3 separate regions of the Mus musculus genome follow, and regions 1 and 2 are each linked to region 3. Evidence: chromatin loops called from intact Hi-C (ENCODE). Cell type or tissue: left cerebral cortex. All regions are shown on one strand. Region 1 holds the start of Atp5pb (ATP synthase peripheral stalk-membrane subunit b). Region 2 overlaps Rap1a (RAS-related protein 1a). Region 3 holds the start of Rap1a (RAS-related protein 1a).

Region 1 (8,000 bases), 160 kb after region 3:
TGATGTCTGATTAGGCTTCTGATAAAGTCTTTGCTTTTCATTCACATTTGTAGTCAAAGGTAGGTCTCCTTAAGGTTCTGAGGGTGATTCTTCCCCACTTCCTATCTCACATGTCCTTTACTCTCTACATCTCTATACTCCATGCACTTTAAGAGTTTTACAGGATTTCCTATCACTGAGCTACTCTCTCAGTCCTATGTCCTCCTTCTGAGTATCACCTTATGCCTCTAAAACATCAGTGACCCCACCAAGCTTCGAAACTGAAGAACCATGGTAGAGATCCTTTCATATAAATTAGGGTTTCTCAGCTCCAACCTGATTAACATTTGGCCTGCATAGTTCTTTGCTGCAGATAGATGGCTCTTCTGTGCATGTTTAGAAGTATCCCTGTAGCTGCTGAATGGTAGCAACCAAAAACATTTTCAGACACTGTCAAATGTCACCTGGAAAATCAGCTAAAGGCTGAATCCTACTGGTTTAGATCATACCATGAGAGAATTTTTAGAACTTTTAACTACCATCTCAGTTGAAGCCTTTATTTTCATTTTCTTAAAACTATTTTAACAACTCCAAACCTGATGGCTCTTCTTGTCAAATATTCCTTAAATATAGCTCTTTCATATTACTGCCAATGCTTCTAAATCGTGATCTGACTTGAAAACTCTTCAGCAGGCTCTCCTCTGTCCACAGAAAACAAGTAACAGCACGGGCTAACCCAGCCCCTGCAAATTTTCTACATTCATCTTTCCTTAATGCCTCACCTATACTCACATCTCTCAAGCCACAAGGTGAATGACAACCAAAGAGCTTAAAGCTGAAAGACGGTCAAGAGTGCTTACTGCTCTTCACAGGACCAGATTTGGTTCCCAGAACCTATGCTGGGCTGCCCACAGCAACCTCTAACTCCAGCTGCAGATCTAATACCTTTTTCTCTGCCTCTGCAAGCACACACGCACACAAAAATAAAATTATTAAAAAAAAAAAAAAGAGTTTGACATTCTTTGGAGAAAGCAGGGCTGGCATTAACAGTACATAAAAAAAGACCCAAGACACAGATGAGGTTAATTCAGGTTTTCTTGGTTTTGCTATGTTTAGATTTTATTGCAATAGGGATATGAGCTCTGAAGGGTTTTAAGTGGGGGGAACTGCCAAGATCTCTCTGCTACATTGAGAATGGACTGTATTGGGATAAAAACAGATGTTAAGACTGAAAGCCTAGTGAAATTGTCCATTTCAGAACTGTGGGCAGCGGCTTCATGCTGTAACAATGGTAGTGAAAGTAGTCAGACTCAAAGCATCCTCACGAGTTGAGTCTTACTGACGGATTAGAGGATGGAGCTACTGTGTAGCTGTCTCTAGGACTAGGGTTGTTACTGTGATCTCCACAAAGTTATCCACTGTCACATTATGTGATCATCAACACAAGCATTTACGAAGCCATATGTGTTTTCGGCCTCCTGATATGGTTAATAAAAGATGGAAATCTGGAAGACACCCAAAACAATAGGTTTTATTTTGCTGTATTTAACCAGATCTGTCCTTGGGGGTAAGTAAGCCAGTAACTTGGTTGTGTGTCGCTGAAGGTCACAACGAGGGGTGAGCCTCTCTTTGGTGTTTGTCAGAGGAAGGAACAGGATCATGTTCAAGGCAATTAGAAGAACAAACGTCCGAATGAGTATGCAAGCTGGCTAACGTGAAGGAAAACAGCAATTTTTGGCTTGACGCTAGGAAATGGAAAGAGAATAAGACGTGGTGACACTCACCCTGGACCTAGGGCGGCCGCGTTCTTCAGACACGGGGCTGGAAATACACAAGACGGAGGTTAGCAAAGTCAAGGAGAAATCGCGTTTCTACCTTCCCGGGTGTCGGCCCTGGCATCCGTCTCTGCCGCGCCCTGAGATGCTGGGCGGCCCGGGAGCTCTCCAGATCGCTCCCGTGGGTGAGCTCGGGCCCAAACGCCGCAGTCCGTCCTCTACCCGCTTCCCGCCTCCCCGGCCTGGCTTCTTCCTAGTCACCCTGCTACGCTAACCTAGGCTCTACGTCTCTCACCCGCTGTGGCGGCAGCAGAAAGCACCACCCGGGACAGCATTGTCTGCGAAGAGCGGGACAGCGGGCTCCGTGTCCCTGTGACCCCGACCCGAGCCTGTCAGGGGCAGGAGCAAGATGGCCGCTCGCACATCTCGCGAGAAGAGATCAGCTCGCTTTTTCTCGGAAGTTCTCGGCTTTTTCCCCGCCCCCTCCCCACTATCGCGAGAAGAGGAGAAAAAATGGGTGGGGCTGAGGGAGGGAAACAAACAAAATCCCGCTGCGGGGACAGGAGACGGAAAAGCAGGCTGGAAGGGTAGACACAATTCTCGCGAGAAGTAGAGCGAATTCCCTCGGAGAGGGGCGGTTGCGCAGAGGTACACCACGTGTGCGGTCCCTCCGGCGCCGAGTCAGGGTCTCTCGTCGAGTCTGGGTCTAGGTTAGATTTGGAATCGTGGAGATGCGGAAGGACACCCCTCCTCCGCTCGTGCCCCCGGCGGCCCGCGAGTGGAACCTGCCCCCCAATGCGCCCGCATGCATGGAACGTCAATTGGAGGCTGCACGGTACCGGTCTGGTGAGCCGAGATCCCGGGGCCTGGAAGCCCCTTTACCCCCAGTCTCGGGTGCCCTCTCCCGGTGCTGACCCTCTCGAGTCCTCCCAGCGCCGTGTGGCCCTCCTCGGCCATACCTGGCGTCCTGGCCCTGCCCCAGCTCAGCTCCACAAATCCGATCTCAGATTCAGACTGGTCCCGCCACGGGGTTCTGTGAGGTTACCATAGAAACAAGGCCTTCCATCTGACACCTTATAACTTTGCTCTCCCCACCGTAGATGGTTCCCTTCTGCTCGGGGTCTCCAGCCTGAGTGGTCGCTGCTGGGTAGGTTCTCTGTGGTTTTTCAAGGATCCTAGTGCGGCCCCCAACGAAGGTTTCTGCTCTGCTGGCGTCCAGACCGAGGCTGGAGTAGCTGACCTCACTTGGGTGGGGGACAAAGGTATCCTAGTGGCTTCTGATTCAGGTGAGTGATCCCCCTCCCCTGGAATTGAAGAGTTGGGTACAGGGTAGGATGGGAAAAGGTGTTTTATTATTTAGAAGCAGGGTTGTTTACCTTATTGGCTTGGCTGTCCCAGAAACTAAGTAGACCAGGCTGGCCTTGAACTCACAGAAGTCTTCCTCTGTGCTGTAATTAAAGACGTGTGCCACCGTGCCTAGCCTCCTGTTTTCTTTTGCTGTTGTGTTTGCTATGTGCTGTGAATTGACTCACCTTGCTAGGCAACTGCTCTGTCACTGGACAGTCCTTAATCCCACCTTTCTTTGAGTGTCAGGCTGAGAAATGTAGGCTTTGGCATTAAAAAAGACAAAGAAATGAAGTTGGTAGGTGATGGAGGGTAAATGTTGGACAAGCTAGGGATGAATATAGTCAGACTACATTGTATGCGTGTATGGAGTTCTCAGAATTAAGCAGATTAAAGAAAGTCAGAATTTATATAAGTTGGTGGAAGCTGGGTATAGGTGCTGCCTGTAATCCCAGCAGCCGCAGGCAGAGCTCTGTGAGTTGGAGGCCGGCCTGTTCTCCATATCCAGTTCCAGGCCAGCCATAGGTACGTAGGGAAGTAGGGAAAACCCTGTCTCAAAGATTAAAATAGATTTATTTTGGGTCTGGAGAGATGATCCAGTGGTGATAAGTGTTAACTACTTTTTCAGAGGACCCAAGTTGGACACCCAGCACCCACATTCCACTAACAACCTTGTAACTACAGTCTTAGGGAAGCCAGTGCCATCTTTTGGCCTCCATGGGCACTGCATGCACTTGATGAATAGACATAGATGAAAGCAAAACACCTGTGCGCTTAAAATCAGAACATCTCTCTCACATACAAACATTCTTAAGTGTTAGGTAGAACATGGCAATTGAAAAGTAGAATGTTAGTGAATGAGACTGACAGTTGAAATTAGAATATTTCAAGACAGTGAGTGGCTGCTCTTCCAGAGCTCATGAGTTCACATCCCAGCAACCACATGGTGGTTTACAACCATTTGTAATTGGATCAGATGGCCTCTTCTGGTTTGTCAGTGACAGTGTGATCATATATATAATATAAATCTTAGAAGTATTTCAAGACATTTTATGTAAGCAAATATTTACTAGTGTCTGCATACCTGGGAAGAGACATCGTCACTGAACTGTTATCTAAATAAGGCTCTCTGGGAACCGATTGCTTAGGACCTGCTTTCTGGAAGCACTAGAATTGATTTTACATCTTATTTCCCTATCTCCAGGAGTTTTCCTCATAGGCATCTGGCCTGTTAGGAAAGCAGTAGGGTAACAAAACCAAACGGCCTGGAAGTCAGCTAAGCCGTTAGTGACGTGGACTTTGCTTTTACAGTTGGCTCAGTAGCAATTCTTGCTTGAGTCCTAGGCAGGAGTTCCTGCCTTGGTACAACCCAGGCTCATGCTTCCCTTGTCTGCACCTCACCCCGCTCTGTCCCCAACAGGTGCTGTTGAATTGTGGGAGCTAGATGAGAACGAGACACTTATAGTCAGCAAGTTCTGCAAGTATGAGCATGATGACATTGTGTCTACTGTCACTGTCCTGAGCTCTGGCACACAAGCTGTCAGTGGTAGCAAAGACTGCTGGTGAGTCCCTGTTTTCATTATTTCTATATCTAGACTTCCTGTGGATATCCCATCTATCCTGTTAATTTCATTATGTAAAATGCTTTGGGCTGTTTTTAGTCTAGTGAGTAATGGCATGTCTGTTTCCTAAGAGACTTGGTAGTGCATTGTAAATAAAACAGCAGGAGTCTAGGAAACAGAAGTGGGACATGTTGTATGGGTATATTTTAATGTTGATACTGCAAGTTAATATTCCTATTTTTTTTTTGCATTGTAGCATCAAAATTTGGGACCTGGCTCAGCAGGTATCACTGAATTCATACCGAGGTAAGTGTTGAGTCCTGCCTATAGTTATCTTTTCTTTCCCCTTTGGGATATTTGAACAGTGTTTGGGTAACAGTAGTAGCCAGTCTGGGTTCTTTTGATTGGTCTTTCCTTACCCCAAAACTACAGTCAGGTTCCATTATCTGCTTCCTGTCCATTTCTTTGTGCTCCCGTTTCGGTTGATAGTCTCACAGCCTTTTGACTAAGTGGGTGTCTTAGTTCTGTTCTCTTGCTGTGAAACAACACCATGATCAAGGAAAAAACATTTATTTGAGGGCTTGCTTAGAGTTTCAGAGGGTTTTTTGACTGTCACAGCAAGGAGCGTGGGCCAGTAGGCAGAGCCTGGTGCTGGAGCAGTAGCTAAGAGCTTACATTCTAATTCACAAGCATGTGGCAGAAAGATAGCAAGACTGGCTTGGTGTGGGCTTTTGAAACCTCGTAGTCCATCTCCAGTACACTTGGCCACACCTCAAAATTCTTCCTAAGTAGTCCACCAATGGGAGCCAGACATTTTAAATAGACGATCCTGTGGGAGCCATCCCCATTAAACTGAAGTGGGCTGATAGCCTCCATCCATCCTCTTACCCTCAGGTTCGTCAGGTTCTGTTGGGTCTCATTTGATTAGTCCTTCCTGTCCATATCTTACCTTCCATGGCCCGTCGGGCTTTAGCAATAGAGTCACACTCACATCTTCACCTGCAGTCTGTGACTCTTGGTTCTTCATTGCTTTCTTGTAGCCTGCAGATCAAGATCCTACTTTCTTGTCAGCATTCAAGCCTTATGACAGTAAGCTGTGCAGCAGCTTAATCTAGACAGTAGAGCCTTGCTCTTCTCAGACCGAGACTTGTGTGTGTGTTGGGGGGGGAGGATGTGCATGTGTGTGGAGGCCAGAGGTCAGCTTTGAAGATGTCTACTTTGTTTTTTGAGACTGATTCTCTGACTAGGACATGGAGCCAGGGAGCCACAAGGATTCACTTGTCTCTGTCTCTGCAGTGCTGGGATTACAAGCACGAGCTACCGTGCTTGGTTTTCTTTCTTTCTTTTTTTTAAATAATAATAGTTCTGTGGTTGAATTCAGGTCTTCATGCTGGTGTGGAAAGTACTTCACTGATTGAGCCATCTCCTGCCCAAGACTTTTGAATCTCACTCTTGAATGTTCACTTCTATAAAATGTCTGTCTGGGGCTTTCATCACTTTATTGTCCTTTCGGCTTTGCTTAGGAGTTGAATTTAGTTTGGTAGCAATTCTTTATGAATTTTGAGTTCATGAAGATGGGTACTAGAGTGAGAGGAGGATCGAGGTTGACTTAGTCCTAAAGGCAGAACCATTCTGGCTACTCTGCAAGGGCTGACTAAATGACATCAGTGATTCCTTCAGTCTCTAGCTAATTGGTGACATTCATTCATTCATTGGATATAGACTGCCCAAAAGAATTTAAAGCTTGCCCATTTTAAAGTTGTTAACAAAAAGATTTAAATGGCCCGGCAGTGGTGGTGCATGCCTTTAATTCCAGCACTTGGGAGGTAGAGGCAGGTGAATTTCTGCCCAGCCACACATACATTTAATGAATATTTTATTAAAAGGTAGGTAGTTGCCAAGAAGTTAACTTTTTTAGCATATCATTTATTGGCATATTATTTTTTCTAAGCATATGTCTTTTTTAAAGTCTGTAACCTATTTATAGAAACTGTTTACAAACAATGACAAAAACCAATTTACTTTTACTGTTAGCAGCATTAGATTTCACTTTGTTTTAGAAAAAAGTCCAACTTGGTTTGTTAATACATACAAGCCAGTTGGTTATGTCCTTAGAGAAACAATTGTTTTGTTTTTCAGTTTTCACTGTTAGAAACAAAGAGGCAACCACGGAGCCACACTGGTATGTGTGGGATGCCTGAGACAGCTACATTCTATTCACTGAGTTCTTGCAGCTGTCCCTTTGCTCTTTGGCTCTTAGTTTGAGCGCCTTAGGTTTTCAGGCTTCCAACACTGGCATGGAAGACCTGGGCTGGAAGGGAGGTATGAATGAGCTCAGCCTATAGGGTGGGAGGCGTGTGATGGGAAAGCACATCAGAAAACACCAGAACTCTCAGGTGTGTCGTGCTTAGAGGTATGTGTTCTGTGAATATGGACATTGTTCTAGAGTCAGCAAGCCTCACGTCTCACGTCTATACTGCAAACTCCCTTCCTCTTCTTCTTAAGCCTATAATCAGATTGTCTTTACCACTTCTTCATTTCTGCTAGCTTTTTCTGGTTTTATAACTATTAACTTTTACTGTGATTGTTGCAGTTTATAGCCTGTCAAATATTTATTAAATTATCTGATGAAGCTGACATGTTTCTCACATTCCCTTTTCTCTGCCATGTTTCTCCTTTACAGCTCACGCTGGACAGGTTACCTGTGTTGCTGCCTCTCCCCACAAAGACTCTGTGTTTCTTTCATGTAGTGAGGTGAGATCCGGTGGCTTCTTCCAGCCGCAGCTGACCATTAATACGCCCAAGTCCCTGGTCTGGAGATGTTGTTTTGGATTATAAAAGCCTTTCTCTATTCCTGTTCCTAGGACAGTAGAATTTTGCTCTGGGATACCCGCTGTCCCAAGCCGGCATCACAGATGGGTGAGTGGTAATGGGAGCCCACGGCAGATGCCCATAGTCACAGAGGAGCTCTCAGATGCCCACCCCTGTGACAAAACCACATCATTTTCTATCTCACTGAGATTTTGCTGACCATAGTGCAAGGGGTACCCAGAGTAAGGGTTTGCTTCTGTGGCTAGTTTACTCTGCAGACAGCTGGACAAAAGATCTAGGGTTATTATTTTTATGCCTGTGCTTTTAGTTGTGTACAGGAGATGGGTGGATAGATGTAGGTTGTGAGGCTCAGGGATGAGGACATACGTGACTGCTCAGCAGTATTTAAGAAACCCACTGAAAGTGTTCCCAGAACTTAGTGACTTCCTTTGGAAGACAGCTTCTTCTAGGTTGTGACCTTTGTTCTGAGTCTTCCTTTTCTCCCTTCCAGCCTGCAATGCCTCTGGCT
Region 2 (8,000 bases), 58 kb before region 3:
TTCTTCTTTTACTGACGGAGTAAAGGGGATTAACATTTTCAGAACTCACTGATCTGTGTGTTATGAAACAGAACTCTCTGGATAAAGCAAGGAAGACAACTATTCATTAAGGCAGTCATGGAGTCATATGGCACCTATTCCTCCTACCAACAATGTTACCAAGATTAAGGTCCTGAGAAGTTGTACATGCTCCCATTAGAAAACACACACACACACACACACACACACACACACAAAACCAGGAATGTGTAACTGAAAATTTCTATCTTAATTTATATAATGCAAAAGGAATTTCCCCATAAGTTCCAGGTGATGTAAACATATACAATATATTTTTTTTTTACAAAGGTAAGCAAAAAGCATATGCTACCAACAAAGGTAGCATATGACTATAATCCCAGTATTTAGAAGGTGGAGACAGAAAAATTAAGTACCTAAGGCTAGCCTACTTTATATAGCAAGATACTGTGTTAAAACAGCAAAGCAATCCAAAGAACATGTATGGAAAGAATTTTAGAAACAGCAACACTCATCTTATGGCTCTTTGAAAATGTCTCATGTTCAAAGCTTGAGTCTCACACCTTCCCTCTTCCATGAAGTATCTGAGTCCTCATTCTTTTTATTCACATGGCAAAACGAGTGTCACTTTGCCATACAAGTGTTCATTTTCTAAACATCTCAACATATAACTAACAGGTTAATTTTGAAAGCTGAAATTTATTTTCAGGGGCTCTTTTTGACGTATGCTACATACCTTTTAAACCTTCTGCTGATGAGAAAGCAGACATTCTTATTTGGCTGTAGAGAAATAGCAATATGTTCTATATAGAGAAAAATACTTACATCTTCTGTGTCTTTAACCCGTAAAATCTGTTCTCTCAAGTCTTGTAAATCATTAAACGTAGACTGAGCTGTAATTGAATAAACTAGTGCAAACCCTTGGCCATTCTTCATATACAAATCCCTCATTGCTGTAAATTGCTCCTATAATTAAAAAAATTATAAATATAAGTGCATTTTGAATGAATGCTGTAATAATTTTAAACAGAAAAATCTTAAATAAGGACCTACATTTAAATTACATATTGACATAAGACTTCAGGCTAGTTTCAAGAAACTGAGGTAAATGTCTATGTTTGCTGATACAATTCCTTTTATTTACAAACCTGAGTTTATTTTGTTTGGAAGATTTACATATGATCACCACTCAAGTAGAAACAATTCAAGATGGAAATGACCAGATAGGTACATTACCAACCCTAGAACAGACTCTTCTGAAAAGAGCTTTTTCCTATTCTTTTCCTACTCCCTGAATTTCAAATTCTTAGAAAGGACCTGAGAACAGGACAGTGACTGTTCTCTTCAGAGTCACTGACCGTCAACATCAGTCACAGTTGCACTAGATACAGTGACTATTTTTTTAAGAGTCACTAACCATTAACTTGGTCACAGTCATACCAGATTAAATGTTTTCTGTTTGCTTGAAGTCACTTTCTCTTCTTTGGAGAATCATTATTATATGTTATACCCATAGATAGCAATACAGAATGTCTAAAAAGTTCTTGAACTTTGTATATAGTATTAAGAAGGCATATATAGCAGAATATTAAAATGCATTATTTTGTGACCTCTTTATTATTAAACATACAGACCCATGAAGCTTTATAAACTGTGTTTCTTTGACTTGCCATTTCCCACTGTCACCACCTCCATTCTGTTTACTATATCCAAAATAGTTCTAGATATTCCAGCCTGGCCGCTGCACTCAAGCTGTCAACTGAGCTAACATTCATCCACATCCCATCCTTCAAGTTTAGTCTTTGTACATTGTTTTTCTGGATTTTTCAATTACAGACTTTATTAGAAACTCTAGCACTAGTATACTTCCATGTTCTGTTGAGATTAGGTCTCTGCTACTTATTAAATCTACAGTGTAAATACTGTACTGCTACAGTCAGTTATGGCTCTTACTAAGAATCCCAACCTCCTTCCTCAGACATTCTGCAAGACTTATCAACAACTGTTTCAGCAGGATGGATATGCTGGTCAACACAAAAGCCTCTCAAGGAATATACACAGAGATAAGCAAAAATACAGAAAAAAAATAATTTTTTTTTCTGTTTTTTGGGGCTGTCAGCTGAGGTGTGGAATAAAAGTTTTTATTTTAAAGGTGAAGGCACCTATAGGTAACAGGAGAGCAAGAGGGAGCAAGAGGGAAGACAGGGTTATCATGTACTCTTATAACGTGTCCCAGGCAGAGATCAACAAATACACAGGGCCCAGGAAGCACAGTGCTTGAGAAGCTAGAGCCATTAGTTAACTAGAGGGCTGAGGAGAGTGGGACTAGCAGGGGAGAGCTATCTAAACTAAAATTCTGAACTTAAATACCTTTTTTAAAAAGTACTCATAGCATATCATCTTACTTCAATATAAGACTGTCACCCCCCCCCCCCAAAAAAAAACCCTTTAGAATCTTCAGGTGAATAGAGTACACAATTTAATTATAATATGTGGGCATCAAGCATATCACAAAACAATTTCTTAAAGAAAATATATAAAGGATTACATTTAGAGAATTTAAAAAATCAGAGTATCACTGTACACAGAGAATTATTTAGATAAGAAACTGTCCTCACAGACTAAAACCTGTTAAAGGAAAAGAAAGGAATCCTTACGGTTCCTGCAGTGTCCAGGATCTCCAGCATGCACTGTTGGCAATCTACCTCGACTTGCTGTGAGAGAGCAAAAAAAAACCAACATCAACGTGTTTTGCCTTTACCCTTTCAAAGCACTTATAACGACTACTGAGTGTTTTCTACTTGGTACCATAATAAGAACAGGGGTCTTCAAGCACACTAGCAGTATTCCAAAGGCCAAGATGGTTAGAGTTGAGTGTGGATGTTCTCTGCTGTAATGATGCTCATTTGTTCTTATTGGAGGGCAAAAAAAAAAACCAGGTTTGTTTTAAGAAATTTAAGAAAAATGGTACATACAGTTCTAACAGAAAAAAAGTCTAACAGAAAAACATGAAGATCATATTTTTGATGAAGTTCTCTCTCTCTCTCTCTCTCTCTCTCTCTCTCTCACACACACACACACACACACACACACACAATCTTCATGGAAAACAGAATTAAAGAACCCAAGCTGTGGTTCTCAGTACTGGGGAGGCTGAGGCAGGAAGAGTTCTTTATGGCCCTATGGGATGACATTGAAAGACACTATTTCCAACAAAAGGTAAGGCTTCAATCAACCACCTTAAATGGGTCAAATTGTATGCAAAACGATTTTAAGGAATAGAAACGTTTGCTATTTACTATATACAAGTTGTTAAAATTTTGCTAAAATACTCCCAAAATTTGCAACAAAAACTCAGAAATGTTAAATAGCAATGAGCTATTTATTCCTTAAGAATATAGACATTTCTTAAGAGTTTAAGGGGCTCTTTAGGAAAAAAAACCTGTGTAGAAAGTGAAATATAAATATACTAACTCTATTTTCCCAGTCTCTAAAAGAAGACTGGCCTAAAGAAAGTATCAATTATCAACTCTATGGAAAATTTTTATAGAAGGGATTGAAAAAATTAGTCCTTCAGCATGCTTAGGGACAGCTCTTGCTTTATAGTTAGAGACTTAACTAGCAATTTATTTGGAAGAAATCTCAGTAGAGCAACCCTGTCTCCTAAAAATAAATACATCACCCTCCAGGCTCTTTGACCCTGGCCTCCCTGCCAGTGCTGAGAGGGAGCGCCTTGGGGGTGGGGGACAGCTCTCACCCACACAGAGGGGGCAAACAGTTAACAGCCCATAGTTTCATAGGTATTTAGAGCTCAATTGTGTTAATTTGGAAGAGAATGAGATTGTTTTGCCAGTACATCCTAAAAAGCTTAATTCAACAAAAATTACAGTGCTATCAAAGAACCATTTCTCAGAACAGATACCCAACAAAGCAATCCTTTCCTCTCTGTAGTCACACTTACAGAATTATGGTTTCTTTAAAAAACAGAAATATTATAAGAATGGGTGTTCAGTTTTAATCCCAGGTGCAGGGATATGAGGCTGCTTTGGACTGTCCATAGCAGCTGATCATAATTTGCCTCATGCTCTAGCAGAGGCATGGTTTTGCCAACTGCAGTTAGTTTCTTCAATTGTGTGACTTTTGGAATTCTGGGAACTGTGGTATTGGTGGTTATTGGTCATTTAGGGAGGCTGGTTGCAGTTTGTTAGGAACTGTGGTCAAAGAAGAAACAAAAGGAAAGAAATTAAAATTAGGGATCTCTCTCTCCCTCTCTCTCCCTCTCTCTCTCCCTCTCTCTCCCTCTCTCTCTCCCTCTCTCTCCCTCTCTCTCCCTCTCTCTCCCTCTCTCTCCCTCCCTCTCCCTCTCTCTCCCTCCCTCCTTCTTTTTTTCTCCCCTCTCCTTGTTTTTCTCCTATCCAGTGTTAAGGGGTAAAACTGAGGGCATAAAATAAAGGGTGGGAGGGAGAAAGAAGAACCCACAAAGTAGCAAAGACTAGCTACACCTCTCTGGTGAGATGTAGGTTTAATCTTTGGAAGAAGGGGGTAACTCTGGCTCTTTTATTGCATTTTATTATACTATCCTAACCCTGGACACTTAAGAAAATAAATCATAAAAGCTTTTCATAGTTCTACCTAGTCTTAGAACATATTTTTGTCAAGACCAACAATTTTGCTTCTTTTAAAAATAAATTTTAGTCTTTCCTTAAATTCATTCATTCATTCTTCCTTGCTTCCTTTCTCCTCCCCCCACGAATGAATATAGTGTCTTTGTCCACTAGGTTGCCCCTGACCTTGTAGAGCTTTCCCTGTCTCTGTTTCCTAGGATCTGTGATCAAATGTATGTACCACCATGACTGATCCAACTTCACTTCTATAAGAGAATTTTGGGATCACTGCAAAATCAGGGAAAAAATAGAGATTTCCAACATTGTCTATGCTTATATTATATACAGCTTCCTTCTCTCTCTTATCACAATACCCTGCAGCAGAGTGGAAATTTGTCATAATCAATGAAGCTACAATGACACACAAAGTTTGTATTGCATTTGATTTTAATATTGTATGTTCCACTATGCTCCAAATGCAAGGGCATCATAAAAGAAACTTTACTAAAGCTCACAGCACACATTGCACCCCACACAATAATAGTGGGAGACTTCAACACCCAACTCTCAGTAATGGACAGATCATGGAAACAGAAACTAAACAGAGACACAGTGAAATTAACAGAAGTTATGAAACAAATGGATCTATTATTTATAGAACATTTCATCCTAAAGCAAAAGAATATACCTTCTCCTCCCTCAGCACCTCATGGTATCTTCTCCAAAATTGACCATATAATTGGTCACGAAACAGGTGTCAACAGATACAAGATTGAAATAATCCCATACATTCAATCAGATCACCCCAGACTAAGGCTGATGTTAAATAACAACAAAAACAACGGAAAGTACACATACACATGGAAGCTGAACAACACTCTACTCAATGATAACTTGGTCAAGGAAGAAATAAAAAAAATTAAAGACTTTTTAGAATTTAATGAAAATGAAGACACATCGTACCAAAACTTATGCAACACAATGAAAGCAGTGTTAAGAGGAAAACTCAAAGCTCTAAGTGCCTCCAAAAAGAAAGTGAAGAGAGCTTACACTGGCAGCTTGATAGCACACCTGAAAGCTCTAGAACAAAAGGAAGCAAATACACCCAAAGAAGAGAAGATGGCAGAAAATAATCAAACTCAGGGCTGAAATCAACAAAATAGAAACAAAAAGAACTATACAAAGAATCAACAAAACCAGGAGCTGGTTCTTTGAGAAAATCAACAAGATAGATAAATCCTTAGCCAAACTAACCAGAGGGCACAGAGACAGTATCTAAATTAATAAAATCAGAAATGAAAAGGGAGACATAACAACAAAATATACCTTAAAATAGCTATTCTGTTTGCTCAATATTAATAGTTGGAAATATCAAAATCATGTTCTACAAACATCATGGAAATATTGATAATTTTTCTCACTGTGCTTGAAATTAACATTTGCTTAATGTTTAACTTCAAAGAGTTTTTGCTACTTTGAAATTTTAAAAATATACTTACTGATAAAATACTTTCTCTCCTAGAAACATTGATAATCTTTTTTAAGTAAACTGATTGTTAGACAATGTACACAGATATAGAAAGTGTTTCAAATTCTCTCTCACTATGTCAGGGGGTATCATATAAGGGTTTTTGAGTACATTTCTTAATGACTCACTTTTAAGGGCTGGAGAGATGGTTAAGAGCACTGTCTGCTCTTCCGGAGGTCCTGAGTTCAAATCCCAGCAACCACATGGTGGCTCACAACCATCTATAATGAGATCTGATGCCCTCTTCTGGTGTGTCTGAAGACGGCTACAGTGTTCTTACATATAATAAATAAATCTTTTTTAAAAATTATTCATTTTTAATATTTTACACTATTTACTATGTTTAATTCCCAAGGAATATTTTGTATGTTTTGAAACAATTTAGTACTCAATATTAGCTATAGGACCCTCAGTTGGGGATAGTATTAAACATTCATTAATGATATTTTTAGGGTATGAAAGGATATACATATAAAAGTTGAATAAATTTTTATGAATTATTGATTCTCAAAATGTTCAATGTTATCAATATGTTTGATGTATAAAATGCATTTAAATAATACAAAAATTTAAGAAAAAAATCACATTAAACACACACACACAAATAAGTACATCTTTAATCTTATGCCAAACTAAAACTAAATTAAAAAAATGTATGTTCCACAGATCCTGAGAAACGTGACAGGTGCTGCCACGCACCATCGCACTGATTTTGAATCCTGCTGATAATCTAAAGGTAAATATCCTTACATTTTCTACAAACTAAGTAAAAAAAAGTTAATGAATAACTTCAAACATAATAGTAGGTTTTGTTAACAAGCAGTAGTTAAAAATATGCCTATTATTCATTTGTAATATTTTTTTACTTGAACTTCCCACTGGGAAAATGCATGCAGCAGAGAATGGACAGCAGCAGCAGCACATGGAGTGCTCTCTTAAGCAGTGTCCAGTGAGGCGTGTTTTATCCAGGTAGCACAGGCAAATTTCTATTAATTCTCAAAACTATTTAAAAAAGCAATCCCATGACCAAGTTTGAAAGTTGTAAAGATTACTCCCACGTGCACACACAGCTTTGCGTTTTACCTTTCTGTAGGAATCTTCTATCGTTGGGTCATATTTTTCAACAAAAATCCCCTGAACAAACTGAACTGTCTGAGAGGAGAAAACAAACAAACCAGAGTTAAAGACTTGAAAGAAAAATCAAATGTTCTTAAGTGTTATTTTACATTAAAAATTGTAAAGAGTAAATGGAATTGTGTTGAAATTCTGGATAAAAACAAATGTAAATCATCAGTATTATATCCAGTAAGAAAGCACACATAAACTAAGAACACATTTATTACAAAAAGCGATGGTCATATTAAAAACTTGTCAATACTGCTACTACACTGCTTAACCATGATTACATTACATCTTAAAATACAGGGATACAGACAGCAAGATTACATAGCTCATTAAAATATATATAATTTCCTGTCCAAAAGGAAAGAAACAAAGGTTCCAAAGAATTTTCAATTTTAGATTATAATCACATTTAAGTTTCACTTGTACCCCAGAAATACTTCCCATTTGCCAGCTGAACTTACAATACATCATCTTTCTGATTCTTTTTTTTTTTTTTTTTTTTTAAAAGACAGGGTTTCTTTGGATAGCCCTGGCTGTCCTGGAACTCACTTTCTAGACCAGGCTGGCCTCGAACTCAGAAATCCGCCTGCCTCTGCCCACTCCCCTCCCACCCCCCCACCCCCCAATGCTGGGATTAAAGGTGTGTGCCACCACGCCCAGCCTGATTCTTTTTTTTAAAAGACTTATTTATTTTACGTATATGAGTGCTTTATCTGCACATAATC
Region 3 (8,000 bases):
ACGGCACAGTTCTTTGCTGAACTGCTTGGCTGATCAGAACATAATAATGAATAAAGCTAACCTTATATGTTTAATACTCATTAGGATCATTTAACTTTGAAACAAATTAACCAGTCATCTCAAAACCGTGTGCCCAGGGAAGGAAGGCCAAAACCCCTCACTGTGTAACCATAACTGCTACTACAAAAGACTCAAAATGTAAATTAAGTATATGAAATTCTAAAAGGCACATAAAAATTACTACTTGTGATATGTACACGCACAGACATACACAAAGGATGCTTTGACCTCCTCTCATTAACATATAAAAGGTTAAATATTTCTATTTAATGCTAGTATTTACTACATTAAAAACTACATTAAGTAATGCAGTACTTTTCACTACAACACTGAAATGAACATAAAATACTTGAACTATGCTGTAACTTTTCACAAGTGATTAACTTTATTTGAAAAAGAACATTTAGGGAAAGTAAGTTTATGTTCACAATTTTAAATGTACTAGAATAATAAGATAAATGCTTTGTACAAGTTATTGCTATTGACCATCTGAAATGAGAGCTGTCTGGTGCCAAGACCCTTGTACACTGAGCTCTGCGGCCACTCCCTGGAACCTCTGGTACATGCTACACAGTGCTAGGTGCTTTCTGGGAACTCAGCTGTTCTCCCTCCCTTTACAGATGGCACAGTTTTGGCTGGCTCAGATCAAATCAAGCCATCTAGATTCCAGAACCAGAAATGCTGAAACAAAGCCTTGGTGGTGTAATTTTCTATAAAAATAAACTGGTATCATTCTCCTCTTAAAACTAAACAAAATGTCAAAGATTCGAAGCTGACCTTACATAACACAACAGGAGTCTATTTTCAAAATAACGGGCACTACAACACTTTAAAATTCAACTGCTCTTAACTAAGGACTATTTGATGAAATTTATTGTCAAACATATAAGATTCTAAAAACATCATAAAAACCTAAGCAAATTACAGAGGACAATAAAAACTCCTTATAGAAGAAGTAACTGCCAGAATGAACAACTAGAAGTGTATTTTAAATAAGACCATCGAGTACCCACAAAGTTCACAGTAACAGAAAACACTGTCAAGACTCAGCTACTTCACTATTAGATTATAAAGCACAGAAGAATGTAAAAGTTCCCTGAGAGCAAAGGCCCTCTAATTCACCCCTATATTCCCACTAATTAGCACTCTGTGAAAAGCAAAAATGAGCTAAATTCAACCTGTCTAAAAACAATCGTCTGTGGTGATAACACCCAATGAAAACTAAATTGCCATGAAACTTGTGCTCAGAAAACACGGCTGTTAAAACTAGATGGCCAACTAACTATATGTCTATTCACATACTGATCCTTTTAGAAATAAATCACAAAGAAATATTCCAAAAGGAAAAAAAAAATGTTGCCTAGACTACTGTGAACCATCATTGTTATTCTATGGGGAGGAGAGGATACCTACATGCCCGACAGAAAGAAGATGGACAATCTTAGCATGGTTGAAAGGTTAAAAAGGAAGACATAGGGCAGGATGTAACTTGGTTACTAGGCATTTGCCTAGCAAGTTCAAGGACTTGGGTTCAATCCCCAGAACATTAAAAAAGGAAAGGAAAAAAAAAAATCCTAGATCCTACTCTTTCCTTCCTTCCCCAACCTGAGTTGACTTCCACACAATAGTCAGAAGGATGTTCATAAACTTAGGTCAGATAAGGTCTCTCTTCTACTCTAAGGGCTCCCCCATGTCAGTCAGTGTAAAATGCAAACGTCCCAGTACTGAGTGTAAGAGCCCCCCTTACTTCTCTAATCTCAAGCCCTCTTCTCTCCCTGCTTACTGTTCTTACACCACACTGCCCTCCTAGCTGTTCTCAAAGGGTCACATATACTGGAGGGTCTTTGCCCTAGCAGGCCGCTCGCTCTTCCTGTCATCTTTTTGCATCTGAGGAAGCACACAGCCCTCCTCACTTCCTTCAGGTCTTCCCTGACAGTATTCTCTAGCCCCTCACCAGTCCTCACCCTTCCACACAGCTCTAACACCTGACACTACATTTACTTGGCTAGGGTCTTGTCCCTCCTGCTGAAGGGATGACAGCAAGAACTCCTTATCCACACAGCAGACATTCAATTAAGTACTTCCTGAATGTTGCATATTTTCACAACTGACTACATGAAGACCACACATATGAACAAGCTTGGAAGAGGAAAAAAAAGAAATTATTTGATTTTCAAATGCTCATATTACTAAAACATAGATTATACAAAAGTCTGATTAGTCATGATTATGAGTTTAGAGGGGTCAAAATATACTAGGGAGTATTGGTTAAAAATGGCTACTGGTTAGAGCCGGGGATATAGCTCAGGGGCAAAGTGCTTGCCAACCCTGCTTGAGGCTCTGGATTAGCTCCTCAACACTACAAACAAAATGACTGCTAAAAGTTCCCTGCATGAAGCTGGGTTTCATCCCAACACCACATAAACCAGGGAAGTCTATACTGATCCAAGCACTCTGGAGGTCGAGGCAAGAGAGTTGGTGGTTCAAGGTCTTCCTCAGTGACACCACTGAGCCACAGGAGATTGGGGGGAGGGGAGAGAGGTTCCTGAGAACTTTTCCTCATAAAACTGAAATCAATTTTAAACCTTGTTCCAAAATCCTCAGAATTTAGGGTGAAAGCACGATCACACCTGAGGCCACAAAAAGTGTGCACTTTTGCAAAGTTTTAATATGAAACTGAATAACATCGAGATCTCTGTTCACTTTTAAGATCGGTGTCTATGGGTGGCTTTAGAGGAGACCAGAAGCTGAATACAACATTCTGGGGATAAATGTCTGTTTTGTTTTTCCTGGGCAAAGGAAGAGTTCATATGCATCACCATGTTCTAGAAATGGTTAAGAATGACATTTTTTATAATGGAAGCGGAATGCAACATTTAACATAAAGATTTCTCTCAAAAAGATAAGAGATGTGTAAACAGACCACTCAACTCATTCGACAAATGCTGGGACAGGTATAATCCTTGCTAACGAACACAATCATAACAGAACCTGAAGTAGCAAGGAACTAAACTAAACAAGAGTCACACTAAGAAAGAATATCCGAAAATGTAAATTTAATTTTGAAACAAAGTGTTACAGAAGAGCATAAAGACAGGAAAGAGTCTGGGACCTAATCTAGTACTTACTCTACCAAAGTGTTACAGAAATCAATTACATCAAAAGAAAAAAGTACTCACAGGCATATCTACCCCCACACACTCTGACAGGAAACTCAAAGAAAGTTTCCAAATCCTGTTTCCAGCATCATCTCTTCTAACCGCCCGCTTCTGAAGGCTAACTCCCCTGGTTAATTCTGAGAGTCGACACTTTGACTCTAATAAAAACAGTATCTTCAGCCACCCAAGAAGCAGACAACAGCGGTTGGTACCTGTCCCGCTTGGCCCATTAACCTCCTGCCCTTTTATTCCATTTCTTACACAGTACTTCCTTCAAAGCAGCGACAAAACGATTTTCCTTTCCCAACGGCAATACACTCACAGTTTCTGAGCGGTAGCTCTTTTTCCAAGGCATGAAAGGTCCCCTCAACTCTAGTTTTCTATCCTGTGAGGAAATCTCAGATAGGAGGGGGGGCGGACGCGGGGGACACAACTGTCCTTCCTTGCTCTTCTCCTTACAACAGCCAATTACACAACTCAGCAGAAGACACTGCCCTTAACTTTCTGAGTAAGGAGACAAGCTACAATCCCACCACCCCACACTCCTCACACGCCCTCGGTGGGCGGAAGACCGGAATCACACCGTGGCCTCTTTCCTGACAAAATTCAGGGGTAGCAGCAGATATCAGAGAGTCGAGAGCGACGCTGCAAAGGCGAACACATGGCAAGCGGCAGAATACAGAGGGCAGGGAGGGCGGGAACCCGGGCTGGCGGCGGAGTGGGACACAGAGGTGTCAGCGCTCGGCGGCCGGGGCAAAGGCCGCGCGGAGGGCACCGCACCTCTCCGTCCGCGGGGACGACAGCCGAGCGGGCGCGGACACGCGTCCCATCTCGCGGCCCGCCCCTCGCGGCCGGTCCCGCAGGCCCCGCCGGGCCGCCTCGGTCCGCGGGCGTGGCTGGCTCCGGCCTTCAGCCGCGGCCCCTCCCGCCCGCCGGGCCCCCGGCCGCCGCCCCGGACTCGCGGACGGTTAAGAATAGGCCACCGAGGTGCGGCCAGTCCGCGCCCCTCACTCGCACCCCGTACTCACCCCGCGGCCCGGCGCCTCCTCCACCTCCTCCTCCTCCCTCCTCTCGGCCGCGGCTCGGGCTCGGGCTCTGCACGGCGGCGGCAGGAGCAGCGGCCTCGGGAGCGGCGGCGGCGGCGCCTCCGGAACGCGCACGCACGCAGCACGCAGGCCCCGCCCCCCCCGCCCTGGTCTCCGCCTTCCCCGCTGTGTCCGGAATCTATTTAAGGGAGCCGTTCTTCAAAGGGTGGGGGGCATAGTGTGCCAACAGGAACTGGGGCCTTGCCTTTGAGAAGGTGGTTAAGGCCAACATTGAAATGAGGAAGGGAAAAAAAAATCAGAAAGAGAATTTTGAAGGGATGCAACCATGGGACAGCTGTTAGTTGAGTGCCTAGTAGGTCCCCAATGCCTAGGCATACATAGGGAAAGTCACTTATAGAGCTCTCATCCTCGTGACCCAGGAGAGGGAACACGAACAACAAAAAGAGTAGCAAAATTCACAGGTCACCAGGGAGGGCTTTGCATGCTTTTGTTCGTGCTATGAAGAAACGAGCCTATCCAAAAGAGGCTGGATGAGAAGAATACCTTCCTGGGTTGAGAGGAAATCAGCCACAAACCCCGAGGTGGGGTGTGTCTTCCATATTTCACAACTAGCAAAATGCAAGCGAAAGGATGGATAGATAAGTAGAGTCTATGGCCAAAGAGTACTGAGGCGCCAAGATCTGGACAAACGACCAGACCCGGTGGAGCCTTTGGGCCATTGTAATGACAACAGGAAGCCCCGAGGAGAGGGTGGGCCCAGAAACAACTATATCTAGTTCATGTTTTTAAAGGTTAACTTTATGCAGGGCGTGGTGGTTTACTCCTGGAATCCCAGCATTTTGAAAACAGGAACAGAATTGCCACGAGTTTGAGGTTAGCCTGGACTACACAATGAGTTTCAGGCCCATCGGGAACTGGAGTGAGTCTCACTGTGTATGTAAAATATCCAACTGAAGCACGAATGTTCACAGGGGAAGTCTAAGGTGGCTATTCTCGTCCAATTGGCCAAGAGTGGTTATTTTATTTTAGATTTTGTTTATTTTAGCTTTATTAAACCTATTTTAATAGATTTAGACTTGAGAAAGCAGAGGGTCGAACGAAACAATTAGGAATGAATCTTAGGTTGGGGGCCTGCTGACTGATATCATTTAATAAGAGAGAAGATAGGGTAAGAACAAAGCTGGGACCAAAGAAATTGAGAGTTCAGTTTTATGGGGGATGGAGAAAGTTCAGTGGTGATGAGTCTGAGATATAAATTTGAGATCCATCAGGATGTAGATGATTTGACCCTCCGGTCTACATAAACTCTCTTAGGGATGGGGAGTAACTGGAAGAGAGGACCAAGAGAAACTTAGAGGTTAAAGATAAGCAGAGTTGACAGTCAGGTTAGAGGAACCCCTTGGAAGGAAGGAAGTTGTTAGGGAGTTGTTTTAGAAAAGAGGGAGTGATCAGTCAGTTCCCTTGCCTACTGCTGAAATAGCTAAGAAGACAATTGAATCTCAATCTCTGCCTCACCCCCACCCCACAGTCCCCATCCCCGCCACCCTGATTGGTTCATGCTAGACAAACTGCCACTGAGCCTCATCCTCAGTCAAGAGTTGGGAATTTAACCACTGACCAAGTTTGGCCTGAAGTTTGTTGAGAAGCTTAATGAAAACCCTTCCAGTGTTATCACATGGAGAAATGTCTGATTGGGGTGTGTTGAGAGAATGAAAGAGAGGCGAGGAAGACAGCCAGGAGCTGGCTGAGCCTAGCAACAGTCAGTAGTGGGAATGGTGTGGGGATCCAGGGACAGGATTTTAAAGCTGAGTTACTTCCTTGTGGTGTTAAGAGTGAAAAATAAAGTTCCGGTGCAGAGACAAGAGGAGACACCTAGAGAAACCATGGGAACCAAGAAGCAACAAGTCCTAGCACGGTGCTGAAGCAGTTGGCCTTAAATGTGAACAAGGACAGGAGAGTCACAGACTGTTCTGTAGCAAAGACACAGACACAGAGCAAGTAAGTGTGATTCTGAGGTGGGCACAGCCCACTGCAAAGCAAAGGGGACAAGTGAGAGCTAAAGTCTAGTCTTTATTTTGCCCACCAGGCTGAGTACCTGGTAGGACAATTTCAGCCTTGAGGAAAGAGCACTTTCCTAGCTGTTCTCCCTTAGGAGTGGTGTCTTTTGTCAGTTTTCCATGCCCCACGCACCACGCATCCATGCATCCATGCCCTGCCTGTTCCTTGTGTTTATTTTTTCCAGTTTACACAGTGCTGTAGGTGTTGCCTGCGGACTGACGGATAAGATCAAATCTGGCCTGTGTGCTTCCTTTTATCCTCTCTTAACGGGGTGGGGTGGTCATATATCTACACTGAAATCACTCAGCAAGGTGCCCTCCACTGCTTGGAGTTTTGCTGCTGAAAGTCAATGCGAGAGGAGTGAGAGGTATGTAAGGGAGTGGATGAGACACTCCGGAACTTGACTTGTGAAAGAGAAGAGGCCAACTAAAAAGCAGCGGCACCCGTGGGAAGGAATATTTTCAGAGGAAGCTATCAAGTGAGTGAGGGCGAGGGGACTTTCCAAGGATCCAGCAGATGCAAGTGAGGCAATCAGGGGAGAGGAAGTACGCAGCATCTGTGAAGATACGAGGGTTCAGACTGGCACATCGGAGCTCCATAAAGAGCACACAGCCCTTGGGACTCCAGCTTTGTCACAGTGTGTGTATGCTACGGATCCTCTAGGGCCGACGAACAGACCTGGCACTCACAACCATCTGGAGCACCACGGTCTGGGAAGAAAGAGAACGTAGGAAGGAATAAGCCAGTTAGATACCACTGGGGCCCCTGTGCAAAGCTTTGGGAGACCTCAAATTGGACACTTGACCTTCCTTACACTATGAGCTCGTGATCATTCCTGAAGGCACTTGTGTCCCTAGAGTTTGACAGATGTGAAGTATCTGTTAGGTCCTCCTGTCTTCCCATCTGCTTCACATGGCATCACCTTTCTCAGTCACAAACCTGCCAAGCCTTGGTGTCCTTTAATCCCTTGTCCCTATCTCTATGCCAGTCGCCCTCAAAGCAATGTGCACTGTCCAATAGAACATTCTAACTGGGATGAACATAACCCTTCTGCCTATTTTCATTTATTGTTGGCTGTTTTGGTGTTTGTTTGTTTGTTTGTTTGTTTTTGTTTTTTGTTTTGAGACAAGGTCTTGTTTTACAACTCTGGCAGGCTTGGTAGTCATTGTGTAGTTCAGGCTAGCCCCAAACTTAGGACAGACCACCTGCCTCACCATCCCAAATCCAGGATTACTCCCAAGGCTTGGGTCTTCACTCCCCAAGAACTTCATTGTTCTCTATCTGCATAATCCACAGGTGGCTATTAAATACTTAAAATGTGACCATGTACTGAGGGGCTGTATTTTAAATCTGATTTAAATTTAATTAGATTTATATTTAGATAGCTGCATATGGCTAGAGGCTTCTATATTGCTCAGCTCAGGAATAGATACTTCCTATCGTGTAGCTCTCCCATCTGCCAGCTCTCTCTAGCTCCGTCACCCTCACCCTTGATTGGTTTATTGATCATCTCTAGTCTAGACTCTTGCTATACGAACTCTCTTCTTGGTCTCCTGCTCAATTGCTTTCCTTTCCAGGTGTCTTGTGTTCTTGCAGAAATACCCTCCTAAGCAACAGTTAAATCCTGAGCCCCCACCCCATCCCATTTTAGAACTTTCATTAGTTCAACACCAAATTA

What was found. A loop is a pair of places that touch in the nucleus more often than their neighbours do. Peaks named below come from ENCODE experiments on the same cell type or tissue, not always from the same donor. Only the 100,000 strongest peaks of a DNase experiment are listed, where the experiment ranks them.
Region 1: it touches region 3 in a loop (3-fold over the local background); 2 of 42 quality-filtered maps call a loop at or near these places.
Region 2: it touches region 3 in a loop (2.3-fold over the local background); 3 of 42 quality-filtered maps call a loop at or near these places.

Annotation. Positions count from the first base shown.
Region 1 is chr3:105,957,099-105,965,098 of GRCm38, forward strand. Atp5pb (ATP synthase peripheral stalk-membrane subunit b) reads right to left here and starts at 2,165. Exons shown (of 7, transcript NM_009725.5): 1 at 2,050-2,165; 2 at 1,764-1,800. The coding sequence starts at 2,089. It overlaps Wdr77 (WD repeat domain 77), which reads left to right and starts at 2,400. Exons shown (of 10, transcript NM_027432.3): 1 at 2,400-2,600; 2 at 2,855-3,040; 3 at 4,519-4,660; 4 at 4,917-4,966; 5 at 7,344-7,414; 6 at 7,525-7,579; 7 at 7,983-8,000. The coding sequence starts at 2,486. In left cerebral cortex, CTCF peaks have their summits at 356 and 3,796 (motif pointing left); DNase peaks (open chromatin) are centred at 2,264 and 2,784; H3K4me3 peaks cover 3,295 bases; H3K27ac peaks cover 1,325 bases.
Region 2 is chr3:105,738,671-105,746,670 of GRCm38, forward strand. Rap1a (RAS-related protein 1a) reads right to left here. Exons shown (of 8, transcript NM_145541.5): 3 at 7,234-7,302; 4 at 2,676-2,732; 5 at 844-984. Among named protein-coding and RNA genes, the nearest start is that of Inka2, 38 kb to the left of the region's middle. In left cerebral cortex, no CTCF peak of the experiment used is centred here; no DNase peak of the experiment used is centred here.
Region 3 is chr3:105,796,993-105,804,992 of GRCm38, forward strand. Rap1a (RAS-related protein 1a) reads right to left here and starts at 4,389. Exons shown (of 8, transcript NM_145541.5): 1 at 4,247-4,389. In left cerebral cortex, no CTCF peak of the experiment used is centred here; DNase peaks (open chromatin) are centred at 662, 3,781 and 4,391; H3K4me3 peaks cover 2,289 bases; H3K27ac peaks cover 1,839 bases.